2 separate regions of the Mus musculus genome follow, and region 1 is linked to region 2. Evidence: chromatin loops called from intact Hi-C (ENCODE). Cell type or tissue: heart. All regions are shown on one strand.

The links. Peaks named below come from ENCODE experiments on the same cell type or tissue, not always from the same donor. Only the 100,000 strongest peaks of a DNase experiment are listed, where the experiment ranks them.
Region 1: it touches region 2 in a loop (2.3-fold over the local background); 4 of 42 quality-filtered maps call a loop at or near these places.

What each region holds. Positions count from the first base shown.
Region 1 is chr11:77,604,650-77,612,649 of GRCm38, reverse strand. Taok1 (TAO kinase 1) reads left to right here and starts at 4,835. Exons shown (of 21, transcript NM_001364134.1): 1 at 4,835-5,442. In heart, no CTCF peak of the experiment used is centred here; DNase peaks (open chromatin) are centred at 4,719 and 5,559; H3K4me3 peaks cover 2,796 bases; H3K27ac peaks cover 2,137 bases.
Region 2 is chr11:77,488,442-77,496,441 of GRCm38, reverse strand. Ankrd13b (ankyrin repeat domain 13b) reads left to right here and starts at 6,400. Exons shown (of 15, transcript NM_001373882.1): 1 at 6,400-7,003. The coding sequence starts at 6,890. Git1 (GIT ArfGAP 1) reads right to left here and starts at 3,030. Exons shown (of 20, transcript NM_001004144.1): 1 at 2,808-3,030. The coding sequence starts at 2,859. In heart, CTCF peaks have their summits at 2,642, 3,244 and 3,445; DNase peaks (open chromatin) are centred at 3,201, 4,721, 5,171, 6,421 and 4 weaker places; H3K4me3 peaks cover 6,660 bases; H3K27ac peaks cover 6,785 bases; H3K27me3 peaks cover 308 bases.

The DNA of each region.
Region 1 (8,000 bases), 120 kb before region 2:
CCCACCACCACAGACCCACCCCACCCACCCCACCCCACCCACCACCACCACAGACCCACCCCACCCCACCCCACCCCACCCACCACCATCACAGACCCACCCCACCCCACCCCACCCCACCCCACCCACCACCATCACAGACCCACCCCACCCCACCCCACCCCACCCCACCCACCACCATCACAGACCCACCCCACCCCACCCCACCCCATCCCACCCACCACCACCACAGACCCACCCCACCCACCTTCACTGACCCACCCTCACTCCCCCTCCACCATCACCCCCACCCTACCTACCATCACACACACACACACACACACACACACACACACACACATACCCAGCCACACCCATCTACCTACACCCACTCAATTGAAGAATAAAAAGAACAACACTTGAGAGACAGAGGTGGGAGAATCTCAGTAAGCTTGGGGTCAACCTGGTATACATTTTGAGCTCCAGGATATCCAGGGGTACACAGAGAGACCTTGACTCAAAAACAGATAAATAATAAGTACATATAAATCAGTCAATTAACCAAACAATCCTTCAACATAGTTTTATAAATAGCATCCACACAACATTCTTCCCCGCCCCCCACCCCCAGACAGGGTTTCTCTGTGTAGCCCTGGCTGTCCTGGAACTCACTTTGTAGACCAGGCTGGCCTCGAACTCAGAAATCTGCCTGCCTCTGCCTCCCAAGTGCTGGGATTAAAGGCGTGAGCCACCACCGCCCAACACAACATTCTGACAAAGATAAGAGTATCTTAAATACAATCAAGTCTTTAGATTTAACTGCTAATTTCCAGGAAATTTGCGCTTTGAAGCAAATGTGAATGATATCATGAGGATATAGTTAAGTCCAGAACGTAGACAAATTCTTTAGAATATTCTCTCCCTCCCTCTTTCCTTCCCTCTCTCCCTCCCTCCCTCCCTCCATCCCTCTCTGCCTGCCTGTCTTTCTGAGACAGGTTCCCACATTAGCTCAGGCTGTCCTTGAACTTGAAGCAATCCTCCTGCCTCAGCCTCCTGAGTGCTGGGACTGAGTATGAGCTATGGCTCCCGGCATTGTGATCTCATTTCTTCAGCAAGTAAATGTCAAACAAACAATGGAAAAGACAAAAAGACAAACTAAGCAGGCAGAAGTGTCAGGGAACTTTCTGTACAAGAAAAGAAGAAGAAGGTGAAGCTTTTATTAATCAAGTGTCAAGTGAGTCATGTTCAGATCCCAATTTAGATAAATGAACTGTCAAAGATATTTTGGAAATTATTGAGATAGGTGACCATGGATCAAATATTAAAGCTATTAAAATTTTAGACAAACTGTATAAAGATGTTGTAACAAAGCCAGAGAGTGGTGGCACAGGTCTTTAATCCCAGCACTTGGGAGTCAGAGGCAGTGAGGTCTCTAAGTTCAAGGCCAGCCTGTTCTACAGAATGAGTTCTAGGACAGCCAGGGCTACATAGACAAAACAAACAAACAAACAAACAAACAAGAAAAAAAGAAAAGACAAAGAAAGAATGGTAAATAGAAAACAGATAAATAAATTAGATGTTCTGAGATGCCTGGGAGCCTATAATACTAAAACGCCTGGGCTGCAAGAGAACTCCTTTCATGTAAATGAACAAAAAAGATTGCAAATAGATAAAGTCAGATGACAGGCACAGAGATTACTATTCTATAATAATTCTCCTGTTTCTGTTTGAAGTTTCCCATAAAAATACTATGGGAGGGTTCGAATCTCTTTCTAGTCTTATATATGAAACAACCAGGAGGCAGGGAACAGTGCGTGTGCGTGTGTGTGTGTGTGTGTGTGTGTGTGTGTGTGTCCTGGTGTTGGAACTCAGATTTTCCATATGATGAGCAAATGTATTACTATAGCTCCAGGCTGTGGGAAAAAACTCTTATGGTGACAGACCAAAGTTAGAGATACACATATTTTAAGTGTTAGGTGGAGGAGGAGGGGCCCTGTTTGGAAAGGAAGATAGAAAGAAAACTGCTTTTTTTTGAGGGGCTTTGAAAAGGCAAGGAGGGATAGTTTCAAGAAGGAAGTGTCAGCTATGTCAAATGTCGTAGATTACAGGAAGAAAAGGATTAAATGTTTTCACCAGATAGAGCAACCAGGGTCAATATGATCAGGTTTCAGTAGCCAAGGTTGGCCTGGAACTCAATCCTCCTGCCTCAGCCTCCCAAGTGGTAAGATTACAGTCATGTGTTACCACCCAGCTAATCCACAATTCTGTATATGTATGCACATGTGTTTGGAAGCTTGTACTTACGGATGCTTGATGCTAAACATCCCCACTGGGAGACCAGGCTGGCCTTGAACTCACAGATGTCTACCTGCCTCTGCCTCTCTATTGCTGGGTCTGAAGGTATGAGGCACCATGCCTGGCAGCTCTCCATTTTAAAAGAAAATATGTATTTTTAGTATGTGGGTGTATGATGTGTGTATGTAGGCATGAACATTGCAATGCAGAGATATGGAGATCAGAGGAGAACTTTGTGGAATCAGGAACTTTACCTGAGTTCCTGGGACTGAACTCAGATGGGCAGGTTTTCAAGGCAAGACCTTTTACCCACTGAGTCATCTTGGTAACCCTTCACTTTATTTTTTGAAACAAAGTCTCTTAAGACTGGAATTTGAGCCGGGCGTGGTGGCACACGCCTTTAATCCCAGCACTTGGGAGGCAGAGGCAGGTGGATTTCTGAGTTCGAGGCCAGCCTGGTCTACAAAGTGAAAGACTGGAATTTGCCCTATCTAGCTGCTGTGAGTCCCTGTCCTCCTAGCTCTACCTCCCCAGTGTGCGGATTATAGGTGCACACCATGTGGGTGCTGGGGATTCGAACTGACCTCCTTCCACAGCACTTTAGCAGCTGAGTCATCCCCTAGCCCCAGCATGTTTTCTTAAATGACTGTAGTCATGGGCATTGGCTTTTTTTTTTTTTTTTTTGGTATGTTTGCTTGATTTTGAGATTGAGTTTTATATAACCCCAGATTGGCTCAAATTCCTTATACCAGGATAACCTTCACTTTGAACTGTTGATTCTCCTGCATCCACAACAAACAACAAAATACTGGGAGAGGTACATAGGACACCACACTAGGAACACACACACTTTGTGTCTGTATGAATGTGTTTGTATGTATATATATATTTGGTTCTTTTTTGAGACAGGGTCTCTCTATGGAGCCATGGCTGTCCTGAAACTTGCCTTGTAGATCAGGCTGGCTTCCAACTTACAGAGATCCTCCTGTCTCTGCTTCCTGAGTACTAGAACTAAAATTGTGCATCACCATACTCCGCTAAAAGAGGTGGGTTTTTTTGTTTGTTTTTTTGTTTTGTTTTTTTTTTTTTTTGTTTTGTTTTGAGACAGGGTTTCTCTGTATAGCCCAGGCTGTCCTGGAACTCACTTTGTAGACCAGGCTGGCCTCGAACTCAGAAATCCACCTGCCTCTGCCTCCTGAGTGCTGGGATTAAAGGCGTTCGCCACCATACCTAGCTGAGTTTTCTGGCTTTTTTTTTTGTTGTTGTTGTTTTGTTTTTTTTTTCTTTTTGTTTTTTTTTTTTAATTTTTTTTTCATTTTTTCTCTCTTCTTTTTTTCTTTTTTCTTCTTTGAGTTTTCTGTTTTTTAAAAAGATTTTAATTAACGTGTGTGTGTGTGTGTGTGTGTTGGTTTTGAGTTGTCTTACACGGGTGCTGGAAAACTGTCCTCTGCAAGACCAAGCAGAACTTGCTCTTAATTTCTGAACCCCCTCTTGCGCTCTTGCTCTCTCTCTGTCAATATCTAGAGAGGTTGTTAAAGTATAGCTCAAGCTGGCCTCTATCTAACTCAGGCTCATGATTTCCTGCCTCAGCCTCTTGTGTTGGGTGGGATTACAGAATACAGGTGTGACCCATCACTACCAGGTCACTTGTTAGATCCTCAATAACAATTACAGTCTGTTCTAGCTAAAGTCCTAGACTAGATCGGGGGTGACTGAAGATGGTGTGTGTGTATGTGTTTTAAAAAACTGTTTCTAAACCCACGCTAAGATTTACCTCTTTCCTACATAGACTACTTTACTTTGTTGCTTTTAGACTGGGTTTCACTGTGTAACCCTGACTAACCCAGAATGTACTAGGTAGACCAGGCTGGCCTAGAACTCGGATCTACCTGCCTCTGCTTCCTGATTACTGGCCAACTTGCTTCTTTTATACTGAAAAAGATCTTTTACTCTAAGTCTACAAAGCCCTTTGAAGTTCTTTTTCTTCCATCACAAATATGGCTTATATGAAAGTCTTTAACTGCCGTTCCCAAACTAACCATCAGTACCGCACAAACGCAGGTACATAGTGATTATGCTGCGAAGTTTATCCCTGAGTCCCACGAGGAGTCCAACTAAGGTGTGTGTAGGAATGAGATGTTCTCCACTTTGGAGCAAAGTTTCAGTTTGGCAGTATTAGTGGGAGGCTGCTGTTCTGGAGGTGGGAAGAGGGAAGGACTGCGCGGAGCTCTTCTCCCCAGGATTTCCGGGACTGACTAGCACGCACCTGACGCCCGCGTAGCGAAGGCGAGCTGAGGGTGGGACTGGACCAAGCCTAGCACTCCGGGCCACTCGGGCCACTCGGGCCACTCCGCCCAGCTTTAAGTATTCGCGCACTCCCGAGAGGACGCCCGCGCGCCCGCGCCCGCGCGCGCATACTGTCCTGTCTCGCGCAGGGTCGGGCCTGTCAGGCAAGAACTCTCGCGAGATCTGAGGCTGAGATGTCTGTCGGGAGGAGGGGAGTGGTGTCGGGAAGGGGGGGGGGAGAGAACCTGGGCAGCGGCCGAGCTCTGTGGCTTCAGGGCTTGGAAGGAGAGAGGGAGGGTGGCGAAGAGAGTGAGCCGGTGCCGCCGCCCGCTTGAGGAGAGAGGAGGGGTCCCACTCGCCTTGCGCCCTTCGCGGGCTGAGAGCGCGGAGCAGTCGCGAACCTCCCAGGCCTCTCGGCCCCCGGGGACCCCGCCCCGCGGCCCGACGGCCCGCGGCCTCTCTTCTCTTTGTGAGCGCCCCCTTCCCAGGGGTGGTAGTGGTGGCGGAGGGGTGCGCGTGGGCCCGCCCGCCAAGGGGCCGCGGCGGGGGACCGACAGGGCCTCGGCTGGGAGGACCGGAGGCGGCCGAGGCCCCGGTCCGGTTCCCCCGAGGCGGCGGCGGCGGCGACTCCCGGCACTTCCCCCGCGCCATCTTAACTGAGCCGGAGCGTTAAGGGCGCCTCCTCGACCCCGGTCGTCCCCTCGTCCCCCCCTCCCTCCCCCCGGCCCCTTGTCGTAGAGCCTGGGCTGGGTGGCTGGGGGGGGGGCGGCGGTCTGTCGCCGGGCCCCCTCCTCCTCACTCCTCGCTCTCCAGCGCTGCGGCCACCGGAGCGCTCCAGGGGTCTGCGCCCGTCTGCTCTGCCCCAGACCTGCCGGCGAAGGGGTAAGGGCACCTCTGCTTTGGGAAAGGAAGACATGGAGGGGGCGGGGAGATTGTGCCCACTCAGGCCTCTCCGGGTGAAAGAAGAGATCGGGGATAGAGTGGGGGAGGGAGACAGGGAGGGTCTGTGAATCTGTGGGTGGGGTGAAGAAACTGGTGAGCTGGGCGCCCTCCTGTTTTGAGGGGCCAGAGCAATTGCATTCCTTTTTCCTAAGGGTCACCGGAAGAGGTGGTGGAAGGGGATGTTTCTAAGAAGGTGTGGCTCTAGTTAGGGAGATTTGAGTTGACGTGCACCCCGATTTAAAGGCGCGAGGTCCCTTTCTGGTCTCTGCTCCCGCTCCTCCTCCTTTGTAGCGTCTGTATTCTTGGGAATGGAGAATGCTCTGGACAGCCAACTGGATGATTTCCACTCCTCCCCAAGGAAGTCTGTACCTTTCTAATGTAAGGGGTGATGGAAGCATCCCCCCCCCCCATCTTCTAGTCTACTGCAGTGCTGCAGGAGTACAAGTCAGTTTCTTCGTACACATACCCATGCATACACAGAAGTGGGGGTGGGGGGCTGGAGCAATGGCGCTTCCCTTGGAGAGCTTAGTTTTTTTTTCCCTTTGCTTTTTAAATCGATGACAGTACTGTTCGGATATTCCCCTGAGATATGTCCATGGGAAGTATGTCCGCTCTTGTTACTGTTGGGATATGGCCTCGTGTTAGAACAGTTTTGATGTCTCTCTTACTCTGTTTTGAGAGAGGGGAGAATTCCTGGATGAACTGTTAAAGGGTCCCCTTTGGCTTTTGTAGTTCTTTGAGAATTATTAGAAATTATTACATTGAAACTCATATAATCAGACGTTTGCCTCGGGCTGTGACTTTTTAAGGTTAATAATATTTTGCATGACATTGATACAGAAAGTCTCTGAAAATTGTTACAAACTTTCATGTAGCAGATATTCCTTCTTAAGGAAATGTAAGGTGATGCACCCAATTCTGTTATGATCTGTGTTCTGTACTCATTTTTTTCTTTTTTGCTTCATGTCATCCTAATTTTAAAAGAAACCATCTTGTCTTGGCAGTAGTACTTGTTGATTTTTGTGGTTAGTAGAAGCAGAAATAACAGTTTTAGCATTCTGGTAAGTGCCTTTTGAAACAAAAACTTAGCCTTCAAGTCCTGAAGAAGTCTTGATATATACTTTTTACTTTTTCTCTCATCTTTAGCAGACTCTTGAAGTATAATCCTCCCGGATTTATAGGTAGGGACTCTGTATTCATACTGCCTTGAACTTAGCAGTTCTGCCTCTCACCCTCTTTTGTGCTGGAATTACAGGTGAAGTCTCCACACCTGGGTCCATTTTTTTTTAAATTGTTTAGATTTACTAGTGAAGTGTTTTAAAACTGTTCTATATGTGAATATTAGCAGTAATAAAGATTGCTAAACTATGCTAATTATCTTGATATTTTATTAACATCAAATTTTGTGTCTAGCTTTACTTAATATGTTATTTTAAAATTATGAATACAAGTATTAAAGATATAGCAGTACTGCTAGGCATTGACTTAAGTTCTTTCTTTCTCATGTAGCCCAGGCTAGTGTAACTGTTGGTTGCTGAGGATGACTGTAAACTCCTGATAACTCTGTCTCCAACCTCCCAAGTGCTAGAATTACAGGTGTGTGCCTTCATATTCCAGTTTAAACTTTTTTTTTTTTTTTTGAAACAGCATCTCACTATACTGTGTATTCAGTGCTGAGTGAGTTCTCTGGCTGGCCTGCAACTTGGTATGTAGGCCAGGTTGGCCTCAAATTCACAAGAAATCTGCCTGTCTCTGCTGTGTGCTGGGATTAAATGTGTGGGCCACTATGCCTGTCCTAAATTCTTTTTTTTTTTTTTAATTCCATAGTATTTAGGAAAGCTGCATTATGTTTTTCTCAAAACATGGACATTTCTGCTTTATTCTTTTGAATAAATTCATTTGAATCTGTCTCTCTTTTGGGGGGGGATGGTGTTGGGGAAACAAGATCTTATGTAGTCCAGATTGTCTTCAAATACTGCATAGCTGAGGTTATCCCTGAACTGACTCTCCTGTCTCACCTCTGCGGCAGTGAGGCAGGTTCTTCTATGCAGTCTTAGCTGGCCTTGAACTTGTGGCAGTTCTGCCTCAGCCTTCTGAGTGCTGAGCTACTGTGCCCAGTTTCATTTGAACCTTTACTTCATGACATAAAGTGTATGTTGCAGAATATGTAGCTTTCTCCTCATTCAGGAAAAATTATGCTGTAATACCTATTTCTCTGCTTTATAGTTTGTTGTTGATAATAGATTCATATACTAGGATGAATCCAAACATACTGCTTAGTAAAGAGTGACTGATTTTATCTTGGAAAGATGCAAGAATGGATTTATCAATAGCTACAAAATTTAAGGACATACACAGGGTGTAGGTTAATTGCTTTACTGAGTCATATTATAACCAAGGCATCTTTATAGCTGATAGGAGCTCTTCCCTAAATATGGCAAAAGTATGTTGATGATCAGAAAATAAATTCATTATTAAGGAAAAAAACTGCCTGAGGG
Region 2 (8,000 bases):
AACCCACAGGATAGCCACGCATGGTAGGGCATGCCTTTAGTCACAGCACTCAGGAGGCAGAGGCAGGTGAATCTCCAGCTTGGTCTATATAGTAAGATCCTGTCACAAAAAAAAAAAAAAAAAAAAAAAAAGACAGAAAGACAGACTACAGGACAAACACTCACCTGGCTATACAGCCAGCTGGGCAGTGCTGGTGCATACCTTTAATCCCAGAACTCAGGAGGCAGAGGCAGGTGAGTCAGAGTTCAAGGCCAGTCTGGTCTACAGAGTGAGTTTCTACAGCTAGGACCATATAGAAGAGACCTTGTCTTAAACTGCACACCCCCCCTCAAACAAAAGACCACTACCATATTTGTTCTTGTAAGAAGGCAAATGAGTCTGTACATTGCCCTGCAACATATTCCCCAGCTCTGGTGACTTACGGCCTGGGTATCTGAAGATCTTTCCTCCAGCCTATCAGAATGTAAGGCCCGATGTAAAGGTGGTGGGTTGGGAAGTGAACGTTTGTTAGCCAGGCCAGAGTTCTTGGGACCAAGGCAATGAGGAAGAGTAGGCAGAGGCAAAGTAAGGGGACAATCACCCTGTGATTGTGCACCCTGACTCCTGCCCTCTCCTGGATTCCCAAGGCAGGCAGGGGCACAGCACCTGGTAAGGTGACACAAGCTGCCACAGCAGCCACATTGTGTCCTTGCAACATAGTCACACCTGTCTCTGAGCACAGGCTCACCTCCTACCTCTATCACACTCCAAGTTAATAAACTACAAAACCACCATGACCCCACTCCATGATCTCACTCCATAGCCCTGGCTGGCCTGGGGATCTGCCTGCCTCTCTGTCTCTCAAGTGCTGGGTTTAAAGGCATGTGCTACCTACCATACCCAGACAATAACAGAGTTCTATCACAGTGACTCTGTGACTCTGGGCTATAATGGGATATATATGGACTATATTTTATCATATGCATGGGATATGAGAAGGTCAGGCATGCTTATGCTCTCTTGTCTGGGATGCTATAGGCCTAGATCAAGGATGCCATTGTCTGTCAGACCCAGTGTGGCACAGGGCACTCCTGACAAAGACCAACACTTGTACCTGGGGAATGGCTGCCACGTGGCAATCACTACACTACACACTAGGTGCTAAGGTGGGATAATGAGGAAGACTGTCAACGCTCTGCCCATCTGCTTAGTAATTTGCATTCTGCATCAGAGAGAGGAAAAGAAAAGAATCCTGAGGCAGGCCTGCCTCTGTCACATGAGGATGGGGGCTATGAGCTCAGTGGCCTAACATCTAACACACCCTGTTCCTCCCAGCACCGACTGGGTGTCCAGAGGCTGCAGCCAGCCAGTCACAGACTCTATCTGCTCCAGAACCAAGAATGTAGACTGGGAAATGCAAGGGTCCTCAAAATCCATTTCTGTTCCACCTGAGACCCAGAGTGAGCAAAGCATCATAGAATAAGCTGGAAACAAAGCTACTACCTGACCCTGGCTCCCCTGATGGGGCCTGCTAGGCTCCACAGACACACCGCTCATCCATTCAAGGCCAACCGGGGAAAGGGAGTCGTCATTTCCAGCTAACTAGGGGTATGGATGTCCATCTGTAAACGGATCTTCTAGGACCCTCCAAACCGTGACATATCCTAAGGAGGTCTCAGGGTCAGTCACCTACAAGGTGTCCCATGTTCATGACTCTGCAACTACCCACAACTCCCAGTACTCCAGTTTAGATCATGAGAATTACAGGACCATCATTCCTTGGGCTCACGGTCAGATCTTGGGATTTTAAGGGGTGACTACAAGTTATGGGCCTGCATATCAGCACTCCACACTCTCACCTAATCACATCTTCATTACCCAGAGTCCATAAGACCCCGAGACTGTATGGAGACACAGCTTCTTTTATAGAGGATGGGCAAAGGCCAGAACTTCCTGCCTCCAGCCAGCTGCTGAGTCCCATCAACGGCTGTGTCCTCCCAGAGAAGGGACCAGCCTGGTGAGTTGTTGCCCTCCCTTCACTTCCTCAGCAAGCCAAGGGGGCTTTCACAGCAGCTCAGACCGACTCACTCTGCTGGTTAGTAGGGAGGAAGCAGTGTGTAAGTCCAGTTCGCTCAGGAGTCAGCTGGACCAGGGGAGCATAAGCAACCTCACCGCTTTCTCCTATCCAATGAGCTAGAGACCAGGAGGGATCGGCGTCTAGACTGAACCAATACCTAGCACACCTTCTCCAACAGGCCTACCCGGAACAGGAAAAGCTGAGTCTAGATGTTCCCAGACACCAGCAGGCCTGGAGATGCTTCCGGGGAAGATGCCCATGCTTAGATTGTTCCTGAACACCGGGCCCTCTAAGCAGCCCCAGCCTTGGGAAGCAGGGGCGGGGAGTCTTAAGAGTAGCTGCCCCTGTCAGGTGCTCCCTAGGAGCTCGTATCCAGGCCCCTTGCCCTCCACCGCTCCGGCGGGCACGCGGGCCATGTGAGCAGCAGGTGCAAGACGCGGGGGTGGCAGGGATGACACAAACCATCCTAGCGCCCACCTCCCACAGCCTGCCGGCCTCCGCCACAGCCCTCCTGCCACACCAGGCTGGCGCTTCCGTCTGGATGCCGCGATGGAGGTGGGAGGCGGTTCCCTCCCGTTCACCGGCTCCAACGCACAGCGCCCCCCGCAGCCGGCCCTCCCGCCAAGGACGCCGCTCCGCAGTGGCCCCCGCCCCGCCCTCCGGCCCGGCACAGCGCTCCCGCCAGGCCTCGGCGCCCGCCCGGCGGCGGCCTGCGGCGCGGTCCCGCCCCCGACCCGATCCCGCCGCTTACCCGGAGCGCTGCAGTCCGCACACACCTCCGCTCGCGGCCCCTTCCGGGACATCCTCAGCGGCGACGCGGCCGCAGCCCTCTGGGCCAGCGTGGGGGGCGCGGGCGGCGGGCCCGGGCGGCGGCGGCGGCCCTGCGGCCCGGCCCGGCTCCCGCAAGGCCCCGGCGAGGCTCCGCGCGCGCGGCCAACCGTCCGCCCCCGGGGCTGGCCCGGAACCCGCCGTGCCCGCCCGCCCGCTCGCCCTCGGGCGCCCTCCGCCCCGCGCCGCCCCGCGCCGCCCCGCGCCGCCCCGCCGCCGCTCGCCGCTCTCCCCGCCCCCTGCGCGGCCCAGGCCGCTCCTGCAGGAAGCAGTGAAAGCCCTGCCCACCGGGGGAGGGGCGGCCCGCACCCCGCCCCGGCGCTCCGCTCAGCTCCGTGGCTGAGCCTCTCGGAGAAAGGAAGCCTGCGCGCAGGCGGGAGTGGACGGGGGTTCTTAAAGGAGCCGCGGCCCGCGCCCGCCTGGTCTGCAACCGAGACACACGCTAGCACTTTGACCTTCACTTTCCGATTGGGGAGTGGTCCAGGGGACGCTCGGCCCAAAAACCGAGAGACGGACGTGGTGGGGATCGGGGTGGACAGGAAGCATTCCCAGGCACAATGCTCCTAGCGGTCAGAGGCTGGGTTGGGGTGAGGTGTGTGTTCTGGTCCCCTGTGTCCAAGTCAGTGTGTCCAGGTGGGTCTGTGGCCATATCCCTGCGGTGTACACTCACTACCACCAATATGGACGGCCAGGTGCCCGAGAGGTCACTTAACTGTGACTCCCTCTCTGTGGGACTAAAAATACATCATTCTTGTTTCAAATAGGAAAGCAAAGAATCTGGGTGATTATTAAGAGTGTTGTGTGCACCAGTAATAACTTGCTATCTGTTTCGTGTACATCAACGATGTTTCCGGGCTGCCCGACGGGTGTGTATGTATCCTAAGCATATGCTTATAACAGGAGCCAATTTTTGTAAGGATTTTTTTTTTCTTGGACTTCTCATGGAGACGGGGGTGGGGGGAGCAAGGAACTAAAGTGCATGTTGCACGTGGGTGCACCCCACACTGAGCATGCTCCCCCATACACGTGTGACCCGTTTGTGCCCAGCCCCCACCCCTACAGCCGCAAAAGGGCTGTCAGAGAACTCAGCTTATGGAGAGGGCAAAAGCACACAACACCAGGTTGGGGGGGGGGGGGTGAGGGGCGGCGGCGCGCTCGTAGGGGAAGGGGCAGGTCAGCGGTGGCAGAGTTAAGGGAGATTCCTGGGTGTTAGGGATTCCTGCTCAGTAATAAAACGGAGGTTTGAGGGGAGTCCTTGGTTAGGGGTGTCTGAGTGGGTCTATTTCTCCCAGCAATGCCAGAGCAGCAGTGACTTGTGGGTGGGCAGGCTCCTTCCCTAGGGGGAGACAAGTAATGCTTATGAGTCACACCACCCAAAATACACGCAAAGTTCCATCGCCTTTTGCTGCAACCCAGATTGACAAGTTTGTTTGAAATTGTGATCCACAGGATATATTTATAATCTCACCTTAAAAAAAAATCTTGCAGACACCCCCCACCCCCAACCAGTAGCTCAGCAGGTGGGGCTTCTGCCAGCAAAGGGTGGTGGTCATGCCACACCATGCTGCACTCATACCCAAGAGTCTGTAGGCTTGGTGGCCGCAGCAATGGAGGTGGGAAGCAGTCTAGCAGCTGAAACTGGGCGCGCAGCCCAGGAGCAGTGGCCGCCCGTTCACCCCGGATCGACCCCCAGCTATGGAATTTCATTTATTAAATGTCGAGGCAGCTGCTGGCAGCCCCGTCGCTTGGCTGCCTTTGTTTCTTCGCTGTGTGGGCGCGTCTGGAGCACGTGGCAGCCAGGGCGTTGAGACCAAAGGGAAAGCGACCTGGGCTTCGTGTGATAGCCGGCCATCTGGCAAAAGGGCAACCTAGCCTCTAAATGCATGCTGGCCTCTCTCCTTTCTTGGAATACAGGGCGTGCAGAGGAAGAATGATTCACGTCCCCCCACCCCGGCCACCCTATCTCCCTATTGGCTCAGGGACTGCCTGGGAGGGACCCTGGCTCACACAGTCCAAACTTTGTTGCAGAACCCCCAACCTCACCACAGCCAAGCTTTAGAGCTTGAAGATGGGGGAAGAAGGGTTTCTGGCTTCCCCGAAGATGTCATCATCCCAGGAACTGAACAGCTCAAATGGAATCATACACAAGGTTTTGAAAACGATTTAATGAGGAATTGTACAGGCATTCTCGCGGCCTCTCCTAGTTGCCCCTCCTTTCTCTAGCCCCCTCCTCAACTCGGGCTGCAATCACGACACTCTGCTGACCCCTGGCGGTGGAGGTGGGCTGCGGCTCTGGGCTGCAGAGACGCCTACCGGCTCCTCCCAGGCTGCAGAAAGGGGCGAGGCAGTCTACTCAGTCCTCCCGGGCCTGGCACCACTGGGTGTGCAGGAAGCAGGAGAGAAGAACACACAAAGAAACCCAAGAAGGGCGCAAGGAGTTTGCAAGCTTTTGCTGTCGCTTCCCACACAAACACTCTCTAGATTGTTGTTCTAAATCGGGTTGGCCAGGAATTCCTTATTTCTGCCTTGAGGTGGGCTCGAGGAAGGCAACATGTTCGCTCCTACCACCTGTCTCAGGCTGGTTGAAGGAGAGAGGGGCCGTTTTCAGGCAGTTCATACCCTTAGCTCATCCCATGAGGTAGTATCTGATCCCAGTTTAGAGGTGAGTGGGCCGAGAAACTCTGAAGGATAAGCAATTTGTTTAAGATCAAGCAATTGTTACGGTATTTAAATACAACTCTCTTGACATTTTCTCTCCCAAGGCATCTTGGTCCTTTTACCATTTGCAGGTGGCCGCCACAGAGGCCAATTTGACTTTGACCACACTCTCTGCAAGGGCTCCTTGTGGAAGCGCTTGTCTCTCTGCTCTTTCAGGAAGCAGGCAATCTGGACTCAGTCATTTTCCTTAGGCAGGGACCCACATGGGATGGAGGTGGGGAAATGCCACCTGCTGCTGTCTTTGCTCAACCTCATCCTGGTTCTTGCTGAGCCATGTAGGGGAAAGACTGTCTTCTTCGCCTCATTAGACATTCTCTTTTCCAACGTGATGTGTGGAAGCTGGGGTTTAATTTTCTGAGAGAGCAAAGATTTGAGAAATATTTCGATTCTCAGACCCCTGGCTGCTTCAGTGACCCTTGGTACTGATGCCCTGCATCTCTCTTAGGGTCACTCTTTAGTCACTATGAATCTAGATGCCTCTTTACCCTCCCTGGGACCCAAGCTCACTTCTGCAGGCCATAGACCCCCGACCCAACGCTTCAGGTCAGCCCTAAAAGCCTCCCCCATTTCCTTGCAAAAGGCAAAATGCCAAAGGGTGGAGGCGCCCCCAACCCACTTGGCATCCAAGTAAGGCCTCCGCTTCGGCCGGGTTTGACTCTCTGTCCACCCTTCCAGGAAATCAGTTCCAGACCATCTCTGGTCATCCGAAACGCACGGTTCTACCAGGCGGACTACAAGCCCCATGATGCTGCGGGGCCAAGCTGTAACTAACCCAGCACGGCGCACCCGGGTCCCCTCCTCTCTTCCCCGCATTCGCTTGTCCCTCACCGTCCGCTCGGGCTGAGGGCCGGGCTATGCGGCTTAGGGGAGCCGGAGGGTGCGGGCGCGCGTCCCTGCGGCGGCGGCGGCGGCGGCGACCCCGGGGCCGGCGCCCCGAGCGCCCCCGCTCCAGCTGCGGGTCCCTGCTCCCTCCGCCGAGAGGCGTCTTTGTGTGCGGGGGTGTGGGAGGGGAGGCGCGAGGCCGCGTGCCGCCGAGTGCCCGCTCCCTCCCAGGGCGGGTGGGGGCTGCTCCGCGCCTCCCGCCGCCGCCTCCCGAGGACGCCCGCCGCCCGCACCACGCCGGGCGCGCCGCCCCCGCCCGCCGCCGCCGCCGCCGCTCGCACATGCCCGAGCCGCAGCCCCGCGAGCAGACAGCTCCGGCCGTCCGCCCCGCGGCCCCGGGCCCGGGCTCCCGCGCCGTCCCTCCCCGCGGGCCGGGCGCCGCGGCCCCGGCATGAGGAGCGGGCGATGATCCCCGCCAACGCCTCCGCCAGGAAGGGGCCCGAGGGCAAGTACCCGCTGCACTACCTCGTGTGGCACAACCGCCACCGGGAGCTGGAGAAGGAGGTCCGCGCCGGCCAGGTAGGAGCGCCGTCGGGGACCATGGCCCCGCACGCCCGCGCGGCGTGGGGAGGGGGCGCGGCGCCGCCTGTCCCGCCTCCCCGGCTAGTTTGCAGCGCTTCTTTGTTTGCAGCTGCGGCTTTTGTGCTCGTTGACCTGAAGTGGGTGATGGCAGCAGCCCCCGCCTGCTTCTCTGGTTCCAGGACCGGTGGCCCACACGTGTTCCGGGCTCTCCGAGACTGGTGTGGAAGGACCCTGTGTTCTTCTCCGTTGGGGCTTGAAGGGATTCTAGGGAGGGGTTGTCGGTTCTGTCTGGGCTCCATGTGGTGGGAGAGTCCACCCCACTCGATCTAGACGCGACATGACATCCCGCGTGAATGTGCAGGGACGGGAAAGGCCTGCGTGGGGAGGGGGCCCACATAAGATCGGGGAACAAGCTGTGTTGCACCCTCGGGCATTCCAGCCCCACCCAGTGCCCTCTCACTTCCTGGTGAACCAGGTCTCTGTTTGTTTAGAGTGGACAGAGCCTATGGGTGCTTCAGATGCCAGCCCTGGCTTCGGAGCCAGGAGTGAGAAAGACCCTATTGGGATGCTCCGGAGGGCCTTGTCCAGGTGCTGAAAGGCGCTCTCCTGCCTCTTGGTGCTAGGGCCTACCTTCTCACCGTGGAGGAAGCCAGGGGGCCATAGGAAGGACTTGAGGTCCTGCACAGAACAGGGGTTCCCTGCTTTCTGCCAATCAGAGAAACCTGTGGGTCAGACAGCTTTGGGTTGGGCAGCGACTTCAAAGAAGCCGGGGAGCTAGAAGTGGCAGTGCATGCCTGTAGTCTCAGCACCGGGGAGGCAGAGGCAGGAGGATTGCCACAAGTGTAAGGTCAGAGGGTGGACTTCATGTTGCAGAGCAGCCAGGGCTACATAGTGAGACCCTGTATTTGAAAACCCAGGAAGCCTGGGGGATGATTTCTCGGTCATTCTTCAGGACAAAGGTGGGTGCAAAGTCACTAATAGTCCTCAATTGTGC